Regions from separate parts of the Homo sapiens genome. Here region 2 is linked to region 1. A link is a contact called in ENCODE Hi-C or POLR2A ChIA-PET data. All regions are on one chromosome and are shown on one strand. Each heading gives the region's core, a stretch centred on a gene start or an enhancer-like site at or near the end of the contact. The rest is flanking DNA. Distances are from core to core; before and after follow the strand shown.

Region 1 (6,696 bases), core at 1,729-4,228:
CTTTCCAGAGTGCGGGCAAGGCTGGCCTGGCAACAGCCAGGGATCCCCTCCCCAGGTATGAGGTGTGGGCACAGAGCCACCTTCCTCTCCAGGTGCAGGGTGGGATAGGGGAATTGGGGCCAGGGAGGAGGGCTGGGAGCAAAGAGAGGGGGAGGTAGGGGAGGTGAGCTGGGGTGGGGAGGAGGAGGGGATGGGGGTGGAGAAGGTAGAATGAAGAAGAGATGGTGGGGTGGGGAGGAGGGCCGGGGATGGGGAACCTGTGGAGTCCCAGGTGGGGAGCCCTGGGCCAGGCTTGACAATCTCTGTCTCTTTCCAGCCATGAGGTGTGGCTACTTTTGCTTTTTGTCTCTAATGCTGAGAAGAAACACCCACAGAGAAAGTAGACATAAAACCCTTCAGATAACAGGGGGTAGAAATCAAACACACATCCTGTGACTCTGCTGTGCGGGAGGACGGTGCCCCCACCTCCAGGAGCCCAGCTGTAGGGGGGAATGGAGGCTGGGCTCAGCACCGCAGCCCCCATGCCCACCTGCACCCAGGCTCACTATGCAGACTGCTATGTGCGCTGCAGGAGCCAGACGGATGCTTTCTTGCAACAGGCTTGCTGCAGATGGTGTAACCCGTCTGAACGTTCATCTTGGTGGATGAGAGGCTTTCTCTGCACACAAAGCCTGAAAGAAGCCCCTCACTACCTCTCTCAACCATCTCCACTGGAGATGAAGCTTCTCAAGCCCGGGGAAGCCACGGAACCTTCCAGATACGGATGTCCCTTTTGTGGGGTACATTCTGCTCCACAACTGGACAGGAGGTTGAAGCCTCACTTGGCCTGGGGTGCTGACTTCCTCAGGGTCCAGGTGAAATGTAGGGAAGGGCCCTGAAAAGTTAGTGCTGAGAAAGAACTAGGGAGAAAATGTTTTGAACCTCAAGCCTTCCAAATCTTGTAAGAGGCTGGAATACATTTATGCAGAGTCACAGAGAAGTCTCCCAAGCCCAATCCAGGCCATCAGTGTTTTGTGTTCCATTAAGACTGGCACATTTGGAGAAGTGGCTGCTGAGCGTGTGGGTTACGGGGGTACAACTACCCTGGCATGTGGATGGCAGGTGGCCAGGTGGCTGGTGGAGCTGACCTCTGACCTCCAAGGTGTGGCTGAGCCCCACGAGCCAACACTGCCTTGAACCACAGCTACATCAGGTGGAAACACAGCTCAGAGCAGTACCTGGTCACACAAGCTCCAGGGCAGTCTTGAGGGAATGGTCTGGAAAGTTTGAATGCACGTGGCTGTGCCGGGGTAAGGTGACCATGGCGGTATGGCTGCAGCTCCTGGGAACTGCCTGGGGCCAGGAGCTTTGACAGGTGAAGCTGCTCCCTTAGCAGAGTGTATACCACCTGTAGATCCTGCTGCCACTCAGACGCCCAGTGAACCCCCCAGCCCTGCCCAGGGCATTGCATCTGGGGGCATCCCGTGACCTCTCACATACCTTGTATGATGGTTAATTTCGTGTTTCAACTTGGCTGGGCCACAGGGTACCCAGATATTTAGCCAAACATTATTCTGGGCATGTGCGTAGGGTGTTTCTGGATGACACTGGCATTTGAATTGGTGGACTTAGTAAAGCAGGGGGCCTCCCCAAGGACGAGACCTCATCCAGCTCACAGAGATCCTAAAGAGAGCAAAATGGCTGAGTAAGAGGGAATATCCACCTGACTGCATGATCTGAGACGTGGATCTTCCCCTGTCTTCGGACTCAAACTGAACATCAATTTCTTGAGTCTCAAGCTTGCCAGACTTCAGTCTGGAAGTTTGAAGGGATTTCCACCTTGAAAACAGCAGATCTGGGGAAGTGTCAGCCTTCCTACTCATGTGACCCAGCTCTTCTTTCCCTGTGTTTACACACCCACTGGTTCTGTTTCTCTGGTGGACCCTAAAGAATACACTCAGTATTCTCCGCCATTGAGAGGCATGGCCCTCACGCCTCCTTCCTGCTTGGACTTGAGATCAAAAGGCAGAACTACCACCTGCGTTAATGCATCAGGATGTGATGGTGCACAAGGGCTGGTCCTCTCCTTGAACTGCCACAGCACCTGATAGCAGGCACCAGCTTTACAGGGGAGGCTGCCGCAGACTTAGTGAACAGCGTGGTACCATGTGGCAGGAACCACTGTGGGTTTAAGGGCTTGCATACATTTCACATCTCAGCAAAGATGTCCACATTCTCTGATGACACCTAAGATTAGCTTGAAGTTCTTGGAAGAAGCCTCAAATATTATCACCTAATGAAGTTTAGATGTATTTTAGATGGAGAGTTGAGAGTCCTTTTACCCCTTACCTGATTTGAGTCCTGGATGATCTCAGCAACATTGTTTCCTGGGGGCCTGAAAAAAAAAAAGGGAAAGATTGAGGTGGACTAAATTTTTATATTTAAGAGGCGCTCATGCATAGTGTGAGTGTGAAACAAAAAAGCCTGTCTAAATAAGCAAATAAAACAGTGGAAATCCATTTTTTAAACCTGAATGCTGGGGCCTGGGCGTAGTGGACATAGCAGCATTAACATTTGGAAAGAATGCTTGAAAACCCTTTCAAAAGAAGCCACGTAAGAGGTGTGTGCATGCACACACACACAGCCTGTTGATGCAATTTATGTGTCCACATTTAATTTCTAAAAAACCTTCCAAATTTGCAAGCACACAATGCTGTAAGTCCTAGAGCTTCTAGGGAGCTCCCCTTGCAAATCCGATGCTGAGGATCAGGCTTTTTTTTTTTTTTTTTTTTTTTTTTTTTCAGAGTGCTTTTAGAACACCGTGTAGGACAGGATGTAGAAATGGGAAACTCACTGGTGTTCTGGCGATACCACAGCCAGACTAAACTGAGCAGAGAATCACCTGCTTGCAATGTAGAATTTCAGAGGGAAGGCAGAGAACAGGCTGGTCTCAGCCTGATGGGGTGATGGGGAATGGAGTACTGTGCACTCCAGTCCCCGCCTGCAGCCTGGTGCCAGCCAGCTAGGGGCAGAAGACAGCCCTGCACTCAGCTCATCCTCTCTGCTCCCAGCTGGGCTCTTAGTTCACACTGGCTGATCAAGAGCTAATATGTCTCCTTTCCCTGAAATATAATGAGGGAAATGTGACTTTGGCTTTGATTCTTCCCTTCCATCTACTTCCTCTAACCAACAACAAAGCTCCCATTTCACTAATGGTTCCTGATGTGATCCGAGCCCCACTAAATAGTTTATGAGAAATGGCTATTTTTATGTGAGCAGAAAAGAGCAGTTCCTGGAAAGCTGGGGCAGCCCTTCATGTCTGGGCTGATGAGATCATCAGTCTCAGGAAGCCGCTGCTCTGCCGGGGCCATTATTCACTATGAGTGCTCCTGTGTCCACGGAAGCCATCCATCCGGCCACCAGGAGACATGGCCTGGGAGCACTGCGTTGGAGAGAGGCTGACTTACCTAAAGTCCGCTTTCCCTGCTTTCCTTGTTGTGACATTTAAGAACAACGTCCTGAACGTGAGAGAATGGAGAAAGGAGACTTTAATGGGGGGTTACAACTGGTTCTAACTGGGGTCCCTGGATCAGGAATATCAGCATTGTTAGAAATGCACATTCTCAGGCCCCATGGGCAGCACCGTGTGGCTGCTAAGGGCAGGGTCTCTAAGCTGTACTGCCTCTGGGCTTGCAGCCTGGCCCTGTCCCTCATTAGCCAGAGGATCCTACTGTGCCTGTCTCCCTGCTGGCAGAACGGGCATCAAATCTCATCCCTCTGTCCAGTGTTGCTGCAAGGATTACACAGGCATCTATGTAAAGCCACTGCAGCAGGTACTGTGTATTAAGTGCTCAATAAAATGGTCAGCTGTCTTGTGATGTCAGAATGCCAACAGGGTAAGTGGCAGGGCCTGTTTCTTCTCAGGGAGGTCACAGTCTTGGGCACCTTCGTGTCCATGGAGATCCCAGGCCTGTGTGAGCTGCAGGTTCTGCCCTCAGAGAGGTGGCTCTAGAAAACAAGCCAAGCTGAGCTCGTAAATCTCCTCCCTAGAGGGGCACCTGCCACATTAGGAGGCGCTCTATTTATGCGTTCATATGAGAGTGCTAAAAGCTGCTCTCACTCCTCATCCATCCCAGTGGTACAGGCCGAACAGTGCCCTCTCAGAAAGGATCTGCTGAAGTCCTAACCTCCAGCACCTCAGGATGTGACCCTATTTGGACATAGGGTCTTAGCAGAGGTAACTGAGTTAAAACAAGACTGTTAGAGTGGGCTGTAAGCCAATCTGGCTGGACTGCCTGTAAGAAGGGGAGATTTGGTCATAGACAGGTACAGAGGGGCATTGGGAGGAGATGGCCGTCTCCAAGCTAGGAAGCCACTCCCCACCACACACCAGATCTGCTGGTACCCACCCTGGCCCCCCGGCCTCCTGCACTGTGAGAAGTGACTGCCTGCCGTCGAAGCCACCCAGTCCCTGGTGATGAGTCTGGCAGCCGAGCTGAGCGACACAGCTGGAAATTCCCCGGCCTTTCTTTCCTCTCACTTCTCTGTTCTGTTGCCAGTGACATCTGCTCTGATGATCTATGGCCATGTGACAAACCACCCCAAACTTTAGTGGCTTAAAACAATATTAATCAGTTATTTTGCCCAGGAATCTGCAGCTTGGGCAGGACTCAGCCTGAACAGCTCTCCCTGCTAGCCCCTTGCCTGCTGTGTCCACTAGACGGGATGGGCAGATCCACTTCCAGGATGGTGCGAGCAAGCTGCTGCTCTCTGTGGTGGGATTGGTGGGAGCTGTGGCTTCCCCTCAGCATGAAACTGGGCTCCAAGAGCACATCTAGGAGACAGGATGTGGAAGCTGTTCTTTCCTAAAGTCTGGACCTGCTCAGAAATTGGCATGGTGCCCCGCCCTCACCATGTTCTATTTGTAGACAAGTCATGGAGCCCAGATGCAAGGAGCAGCAGGGAGATAGACTGCACCTCTCATGAGTGAGAGCCAGGGAGTTCGGGGCATGTTGAAAACCACTACATATCACTGACGAGGTTTTTAGGTGTGAGTTCCTGAGAATGTCATCCTTTCTCTGCCCAATTTTCAGCTTAAATGACAACCCTATGAGCAGGTACGTGGTACCCACTTTGTGCTCTGGGCAGTGCTTTGCACTTTGAGATTAGGAGAGAGATGTGGTCCCGACCCCCACATCATTCAGTAGCAGGGCCCACAGCCATAGCTTTTAAGCTTGTCTCTGTTCAAACAACATCATGAAAGGCCAACATTAAACAGACAGGCAAGGTTGGGAGCGTGGCGCAAAGGGTGGCCTGCCTCCCTTCCAGCTTCTTTCTTCTACTACGACCCCCAGGGAACTGTAGGCACAAACACTAGGTTGATGAAAAGTTATGAGCATACAAGCTCAGAGATCGGGGTTGGAATACTTAATCCACAGCTTCTGAGGTGCCCCTTGAGCAAGTCACTGAACCACTCTGACCCTCAGTTTCCTCTCCTGTAAAACAGGGTAATAAAAATATCTCCCTTCCTTGTCCATCATGAAATGTAAGCACAACCTTATGTCAAAAGAATGGCATTTAAAGGCCCCTACTACCAAATTCTGAGCTTGGGTGAAACTGTGTTAGGCTTCCAGGAATGGGAAGATGCCTAGGCTGAAATCCAAGCTGGGCCCTGCAGGCTAGGAAGCTTAAATAAGGGGAGCAGGGAGGAGGAAAAACAGAGCAGACAGGAGGATCATCATCAGCAAGCAGTCACGTGGGCCAAAACGTGCTGTGGGCAGAGGTGGCAGCAATCAGGATGCCAGGCTTTCTGGACAGGGTGCCCGGGAGGGGAGTCTGGGGAGACGCCATTCAGAGTGGACACTGGGTTTGTGCGTACGTAATGCTCGACTTGATGGTGGCACACAGCAGAGGTCCCTGAAAGCGACATGGCAGGCACACAGGAGGTGGGGTCTGCCAGGAGCATTGGGGGCTTATCAGAGCAAGGCTTTAAAAGCATGCAGTCTGGCAGGGGTGGCCTTGATGATGCTTGGGAATGCAGAGGGAGGGTGATCTGGGAATACCTTCCAAAGAAATCAAGGCCAGAGCTTAATGTGGAAACAGAAGGAAGGAGGAGGAACTGGCTTTAGAGATAACAGGCTTTTCCTGAGCAAGAACCTAGAGGGATGACACAGGGGAGGGGTGGCTGGCCGGTGGGCCTGGAGCCAACTTTGAGGCCAGGGTGGAACACGTGCCTGAGACGAGGGTGGGCCGTCCCAGTGTCGGCTGCCTGCAGACATCAGAAATGTGGTTTTGAATCACAAGAAGAAATCAAGACTAATAGTGGAAAAGCCTGAAATGTCTTGCATAGAGCTGGTAGTTGAATTTCTAATTTTTTTTCACTATATCTCTAGAACTTAGTTTTTACAATTTCTCCAAAATATAGATTCTCTAGCAACCCTTCAGATGAAGATGGACCTGCAAATCCACAGCCCTTTTCAACCTCCAGGAACACCTGGCCACGCCTCCTAGAAGGCCTTTCCTGGTTTTCATATGTTTAGACTGCCATGGGATTTAGACATAGATGGGACTCTAAGAAGACTGCTGCTCTTCTCTTCTGCTCTTAGATAGGATTGATCAAATTGGGAGACTATGCTTTAGTAAATTTCATAGGTTAACCAACTTCCTCACCCAGAAGATGAAGGTCAACATCAACAGAGATAAGTCATGGCGGACAGT
Region 2 (7,219 bases), core at 4,411-6,910, 1.9 Mb after region 1:
AAGTTTCTACTTTGGGGATTTTAATAAGGCTTACTTCGTTGTTAAGTACATGATTGATTATTAAAAATGTGCTATAAGAAAAACTTGATACTATGTGTATGAACCAAGGTTATCAGTCTGCCTAATTAGACCAAGCTGAGGGATTGTGTCCTTCAGAACGAAATGTTTGCAGATATTTTTTCTGACTTGCTCTTTCAATTTCTGAAAGCTGCATTTAATGTTCCCACAGTGGCTATTCATCCTGGGAGCTGCTGCTCTACACATCTATCTGCCAAGCTTGGTGTGGACTAGTTGTGGCTTCCATGACTTTTCATGGCCTTTTATCAAAACATGGACCCCTTCATTATCTCTGAATATTTCTGACCTTACTATTTCTGATTAACTAACAGTAACCCACCTCTTGTTGTTGTTGTTTGTTGTTGTTGTTGTTGTTGTATTTTTAATCAATCTTTTTGGCCTCAGGCAAGTGACAAAAATTCTTCCTTGGCCAAACTCTAAACAGTCTCTTTTGAGCCCCTTCTCAACCAGGCCCCAATAAACTCTAACATAGTTTCTAATAGCTCACAGCTATATCCCTAGCACCCATAATGTGCCTGCCTAGGAAAACTCAAGGCTGCCAAAAGAATTTAGTTTATTCCAGCCAACACCTGAAGGTAGGGCCTTCAAGCAGGGTCTCCCAGCCTCTGTGGGCAGACAGGAGCCTAATCTTGATATGTGTCAGTTAGTTAGCAAATCCACATGGGTTTCACATGGACCAGAGCCGCCTTCCCAGCTCTCTGTAATTTTTTACTTCCCTGGCTCCACTGAGCCCCTACTCACCCACTCCCTAGTCCCTCATCCTCCCTTTAAAATGCCTGGTCACTTCTGTTCAGATTGATGCGTTCATGCTGGATTTTCTCCTATTACCAATAGTTACTAATTGAGGCCGGGTGCGGTGGCTCATGCCTGTAATCCCAGCACTCTGGGAGGCCGAGGCAGGTGGATCACCTGAGGTCAGGTGTTTGAGACCAGCCTGGCCAACATGGTGAAACCCCGTCTCTACTAAAAATTCAAAAATTAGCTGGGTGTGGTGGCGTACACCTGTAATCCCAGCTACTTGGGAGGCTGAGGCTGGAGAATCCCTTGAACCTAGGAGGCGGAGGTTGCAGTGAGCCAAGATTGTGTCACTGCATTCCAGCCTGGCCTGGGCGACAGAGTAAGACTCTGTCTCGAAAAAAAAAAAAAAAAAAGTTACTGATTCTGATTGAAACGTGTCCTCACCACTCTAGTGTCTGGCTTTGGCAGATGGTCACCTGGCATTTGGCAGTGGAACTCACGGAAGGATTAACTTCTGACAGAGCACCAGCACCCAACATGCACCCCATTTCATCCCGTATCAGTATTGGTGTCCTACTTTTTAATCCAAATGAAAACTAATGCAGACATTTTTACTTGGTGTAAGAGAAGTCGCCTTCAAAAGTTCAATAATTTAACTTCATGGTAGGAGGGAAGTGCAGGAAAAGTGTTTTACTTTTCTTCTGCACATGTGAATTCATGCGCACGGTCACCAAGACCTGTGACCACAAAGCCTTGTGTGAGGGCTTTATTACTTGGCTGCACTTGAAGCCAAGTTAGGGGGAGAAAGGAGGGGCTTCCGGTGAAACACGAAACTTTGTTCCCCTGACTTCCATCTGTGGACATAGATTGTGAGAAGAAAATCAACTTGAGTTCGAGAAAAGCAAAACAGTATCAAAAAACAAATCAAAACAAAGGTAAATAAAGGTAAGACGCAGAGAACAAGAAAAGCAGATAGGATCACGCTGGCACCGCAAGAACACACAAAGATGGTAACTGCAACCATCGAGCCCACACTCGGCTAAGTCAGGTAAGGTGGCAGGTTAATGTTTGGTGCACAAGAATGTTCACTATGACATTAGAAGAGCAACAGTTTAGAAACAGCCTAAATGCTAAAAAATTTAGAGGTGGAGAATTTTATTTACCAGAAATTCACAATGAGGATTTTTAGAAAGAAAACCAGTGAACAAATAATTGCACTCCTTGGGGTAGAAGAGAAACTTGTGTGCGTGTGTCTGTGTGTGTGTGGTGTGTGGTGTGTGATGTGTGGGTGGTGTGTGTAGGGTTTGTCTGGTGTGTGTGTGTTGTGTGGTTTGTGTGTGTGTGGTATATGTGCTGTGTATGTGCATTTGTGTATATGATGTGTTTGGTTTGTGTGTGGAATGTATGTATATATGTATGTTTGTGTGATGTGTGTTTTTGTGTGAGGTGTGTATGGTGTGTATGTGTTTGTGTGTGGTGTGTGTGTGTGAGGTGTGTGTTTGGTGTTTGTGGAGTGTATGTATGTGATATGTGTGTGGAGTGTATGTGTATGGTGTGTGTGATGTGTGTAGTATGTGAGGTGTGTGTGTGGTGCATGTTTGCGGTGTGTGGTGTGTGATGTGTGTGGTGTATGTGTGTGGTATGTGAGGTGTGTGTGTGGTGTTTGTGGTATGTGTGAGGTTGTGTGAGGTGTGTGGTGTATGTGTGGATGGTGTGTGAGTTGTGTATGTGATGTGTGGTGTTTCTGGAGTGTTTGTGTGTGTGCACATGTGTGTGCTGTATGTGTGGTGTGTGTGTGTAATTTGTGTGCGAGGTGTGCAAGGTGTGTGTGTTATCTGTGATGTGTATGTGGCGTGTGTGATATGTGAGCGGTGTGTATGGTATGTGTGAAATGTGTGGTGTGTATATGTTATGTATGTGTCTCTGGTATATGAGGTGTGTGTGTGTAGTGTGTGTGTGGTGTGGGTTGATGTGGTGTGTATGTGTGTGGTGTGTGCAAGATGTGTGTGGTGTGTGTGGTGTGTGTGTATAAGTGTGCATGTGAATGTGTATATGGTGTGTGTGTGAATGTGTGTGGTGTTTGCAGAATACGTGTCTGTGTGTGGTGTATGTGTGTATGAGTCTGTATGGTGCTGAAGGTGTGTGTGGTGTGTAAGTGTGTGTGGTGTGTGTGGAATGTGTGTGGGGGTGTGGGTGTGTGCAGTGTGTATGAGTGTGTGGTGTGTGTGGTGTATGTGTGGTGTGTGTGTATGAGTGTGTGTGGTGTGTGTGGAACGTGTGTGTGGGTGTGGGTGTGTGTGGTGTATGTGTATGTGTGGTGTGTATGTGTATGGGTATGTGTGGAATATGTGTGGGTTGTGTGTGTGGTGTATGTGTATGGGTGTGTGTGTGGTATGTGTGGTGTCTGTGTGGAATGTGTGTGGTGTGTATGTGTATGGGTATGTGTGGAATGTGTGTGGGGTGTGTGTGTGGTGTATGTGTATGGGTGTGTGTGTGGTATGTGTGGTGTGTGTGAAATTGTGTGTGTGGTGTATGTGTATGAGTATCTGTGTATGTGTGTGGGGACAATTATTTATGGAGCACCTACGCTCTTCACCAGCAGTGAACACAAGAGAGGGGGAAACCCTGCTCTGGGGACGTCACCTCCCATGATGCCATTCGCAGTTGGGGACCAACTTCCTCCATTTGTGGCTTTCACTCTGAGAATGCCTCAACACGCAGGTTTCTCCACCGATTGGTATTTACACCCCCCACTTTAAACTGCTTTCCTGCCCTTTTTTCTGGCTGTGACTAGAATTATTTTTAGGGAAAAGAGAGAAGGATCTGGATGAATGAATTAATTAGAATTCATTTTCTAGTGGCATTTCTCCCAGTTCCTTCATTTCTGCTTGAAGGACAATTAAGGGTTCCGGTGTGGCTAATCATGTGGATTAAGAGTGGCTTCTTGTCTCCCATACAAATCCAAATGACTCACCACCAGTCATTTTTCCCGCTTTCTATGATCCTGAGATCCTAACTTCACTAACTGGGAAGTTACAGTTTTCAGAGATGCATTTTTTTTTTAAATAATGAGAGTGACTTTCTCAGTTTTATGTTACACTCTCTTGGCAAATAAGCTGCCTGTGCTGCTGTAGCCTGCACATTTTTGTTTGCAGTTAAAGAGGATGAAGAAGCCATCACCGGGTTCAGGTGCAGACACCTTTTTAGATGATTCTTAGTTACAGTGATTTTTAGAGGCACAGTTGATGACTAGTGGAAAGGCTTTCCGACCAGACTCTTTAAACTACCCACTCAGGCCAAGGAATCCCCCTCACCAGCTGCGTTTTCCTCAGGGAACTGAGCTTCCCAACCCTGTAGAATGTACTTCCCTTCCCTTCATGTGTCTGTTTGGTTCTCTGCCCCATCCCTGTGCCCAGAATAGCACCAGGCCTCCAGCAGACTGAGATCTCCATCTGTGGTCCAGGTTAATCTAATAATCTCACATCGGATCAGTTTGACCATCGGGATTTCTGTGGTCTAGTCTCTAATACCGCATGTCTGCATTTGGGATAGAGCATTTCACCCACAATTTAACCAAAAAATGCTGTTCCAAATAATCGTGTTGGCCACAGTATATTAAACACGCAGCTTTCCTAATAAGCACTTTAGTTTTCTTGCACATACAAGGAAGAGATTGGGTTTTTATATAGACTAGGTTATTTCAGCAAAAAAAAAAAAAAAAAATCCCGAAGGGATAATCAAGTTAATACAATTTGTTAAAAGGGAACACTACATGTGCAATGAGTTTGCATATTTATAGAACCCACATAATAAAGCCAGCTTTTACCAGATCACTTTCCCTTGTAAACATGGTCAATTGTATCTTGTAGGAAAGAAATGTAACAGTTATGTTAAACTAATGAAGTTCACATTGAAAACTATTTTAGGTAACTAGAAGTTTACTCTTACTGCATAATAACTAAAACTCGAAGAAAATTTACCTGAAATTAAAAAAGAAAAGCGTTGCTCGCTTTTATGGGACCACTTGCCTTAGAGAGGGAGCCCCCACAACACGTGAGTCTCCTCCCACCCCGTCCATGGACCTCCGTGCCAGCAGAGAGCAGCTCTTATATATGAATATGTGTAGTGTGTATGGAACGTGGTGTGTGTATAGTATATGTGTATATGAGTGTGTATCTGTGTGTGGGAACAATTATTTATGGAGCGCCTCTCTGTGCTGGGGACCAGCAGTGAACACAAGAGGGAGAAACCCTGCCTTAGGGACCTCACCTCCCACGATGCCACCTTCGCAGGTGGGGACTGACTTTCTCCATCTGTGGCTTTCACGTACCTCGACACACACATTTGTCCAGGGACTGGTATTTATGCTACCCCCCCCCCCCCTTCTTAAACTGAAGGACCTTTTTCTGGCTGTGAACTAAAATTACTTTTAGGGAAAAAAGAAAGAGAACCCTTGTGAACATGGTCAATTGTATTTTGTAGGAGAGAAACGTAACATTTATGTTAAGCGAATGAAGTTCACATTGAAAACTATTTTAGGTAACTAGAAGTTTACTCTTACTGCGTTATTAAAACTTGAAGAAAATTTACCTGAAATTATAAAAAAATTAAATTTTTGAAATTAAAAAATATTTTTTAAAAAATTAAACTTCAATTTTAAAGTTAAATTAAAATTTAAATATTTTTAATTTTAAAATTAAAAATTCAGAGCCCGCGAGCACAGCAGACAGGCACCAGCTCCCAAGCAAGAACAGCAGCGAATCAACATTTACTCCGAAAAAAAAAAAAAAAAAAACCCTTTCAGAACAGTTTGTGCTCCTGTTCAGCCCAGGAGACGTCGTTCCTGCTTTTACGCGGCGCCATGTCCTTCTTGGCGTACACTTGGCAAAACAGAATGAGAACTGTAGGTCGATAGAGAGACCTCCCTCCCTCTCGCCGGACCCCTCCCTCTCGCCGGACCCCTCCCTCTCGCCGGACCCCTCCCTCTCGCCGGACCCCTCCCTCTCGCCGGACCCAACTGGGTAGGGCGAGGAGCCAGGGGTGGGCGGGGAGGCGCCTGCGGGGAGGTCTGGAGCACGCCCGAGGCCAGGAGGAGGCGGAGCCGTAGCGAGCGTATGAAGGGAGGACCTGAGCTAAGGACCCGCGCCCGCCCGGGGGTTCCAGCATGCGGGGGAGTGGTCCCAGAGGAAGACAGGTCATTCCAGGGCCCCTAACCTTTTCTGCACCTTGGACCCATTTGGACTTGGGTCTCTTCTCAGGGTATAATTTCATAACACAAAAAATAAAACACAAACTTCAAAGATAACATCTAATATTAAAATTATCAAAATATTTAAAAAATAACATTGGGATGTGTTATCATTTGTGTGCTTCTGTATTAACTCAATAACAAGATTTTGCAGCGGGCCCAATAATGTGTGTTATTGTCAAGCAGTGATGAGCGAAATAGAATTTCTAGTATCGGCCACAACTGCAAAGTGACATGAAAATAACCAGTGTTTAGTGGCGACCAGCCACCCATAATAGCAATACGTCTCTGGGTTTTTTCCCTATGTGTATAATAAGGGAAATGCTACATCGCAGTTCTGAATGAAATGTAGGTTAGTGATTTTTTTTTTCCCAACCCAAGTTCCCAGGCAGAACTATGAGGGTCTTGGCAGAACCGTGGGGGTCTTGGGCTCTGCGACTGAGGAAAGATAGAGTCTTCAGGTGAAGGAAGAGCTCTGCCTCCAAAGAAAGAGTGCAGCCACTGGGAATCACAAGCTGCAGAGGAACGCAGGTACCAGATGTCCTGGTGTGCCCACGATGGAGGCGGCAGGCTTTCGCCCTTTATCTAATGCTATGAGCGTGGGCCTCATCAGCTGCCACAGCTGCGCTCTGGCTGAGGCATCACTCAGCAAATACTGCTTTCTCAGGAAGACCTATTCTGTTTTTTGTTTTTGTTTTTTGTTTTGTTTTGTTTTGTTTTTTACAGTATTTCCTGTTTAATAACCTGCCTCCAGAGAGTAGGGATGGTGTTCCCCAGCTTGTTCACCACTGAACCCAGCCTGTGCCCAAGAAGCATTTGTTGAATGGCTGTGTGGACAAATAAATAAATGAAGGGCATTTGATGAGAATTCATAAACTATTCATAGAACTTTCTCTGTGACTGCAATCCTTTCATCTAAGTAATGTTTTCCTCAGATATTCTTAAAAGTACATGGCTCTCATTCCACACCCACTGAGATGGCTATATATACAGTACATAAGGCAGATAATAACCAGTGCTGGTGAGGATGTGAAGAAACTGGAGGCCTCATTCATTGCTGGTGGGAAGGTGAAATGGTGCAGCCACTATGGAAAATAGTTTGGAAGTTTCTTAAAAAGATAACAAATGCCGGGTGTGGTGGCCCATGCCTGTAAT

What was found. Hi-C counts contacts between places; a loop is a spot of excess contacts on that map. ChIA-PET counts read pairs that join two places held with the same protein, here RNA polymerase II (POLR2A). Pooled maps may share reads with other maps.
Region 2: a pooled map shows a loop between it and region 1 (2.2-fold over the local background). The contact joins two enhancer-like sites. A Hi-C loop is called at or near these places in 2 of 50 pooled maps. POLR2A ChIA-PET finds 5 or more read pairs at or near these places in 2 of 52 experiments (WTC11 and activated CD4-positive, alpha-beta T cell).

The regions. Positions count from the first base shown.
Region 1 is chr9:89,811,592-89,818,287 of GRCh38, forward strand. LOC101927823 (a long non-coding RNA gene) reads left to right here and starts at 6,252. Exons shown (of 2, transcript NR_188443.1): 1 at 6,252-6,333. RefSeq lists enhancers at 4,361-4,470, 4,521-4,620. Within about 2 kb of position 2,979, at least 3 of the 41 ENCODE cell types and tissues checked have a DNase peak (open chromatin) inside an H3K27ac peak, as active enhancers do.
Region 2 is chr9:91,708,756-91,715,974 of GRCh38, forward strand. No RefSeq gene overlaps it. Among named protein-coding and RNA genes, the nearest start is that of MIR3910-2, 76 kb to the left of the region's middle. RefSeq lists a silencer at 5,872-5,921. Within about 2 kb of position 5,661, at least 11 of the 41 ENCODE cell types and tissues checked have a DNase peak (open chromatin) inside an H3K27ac peak, as active enhancers do.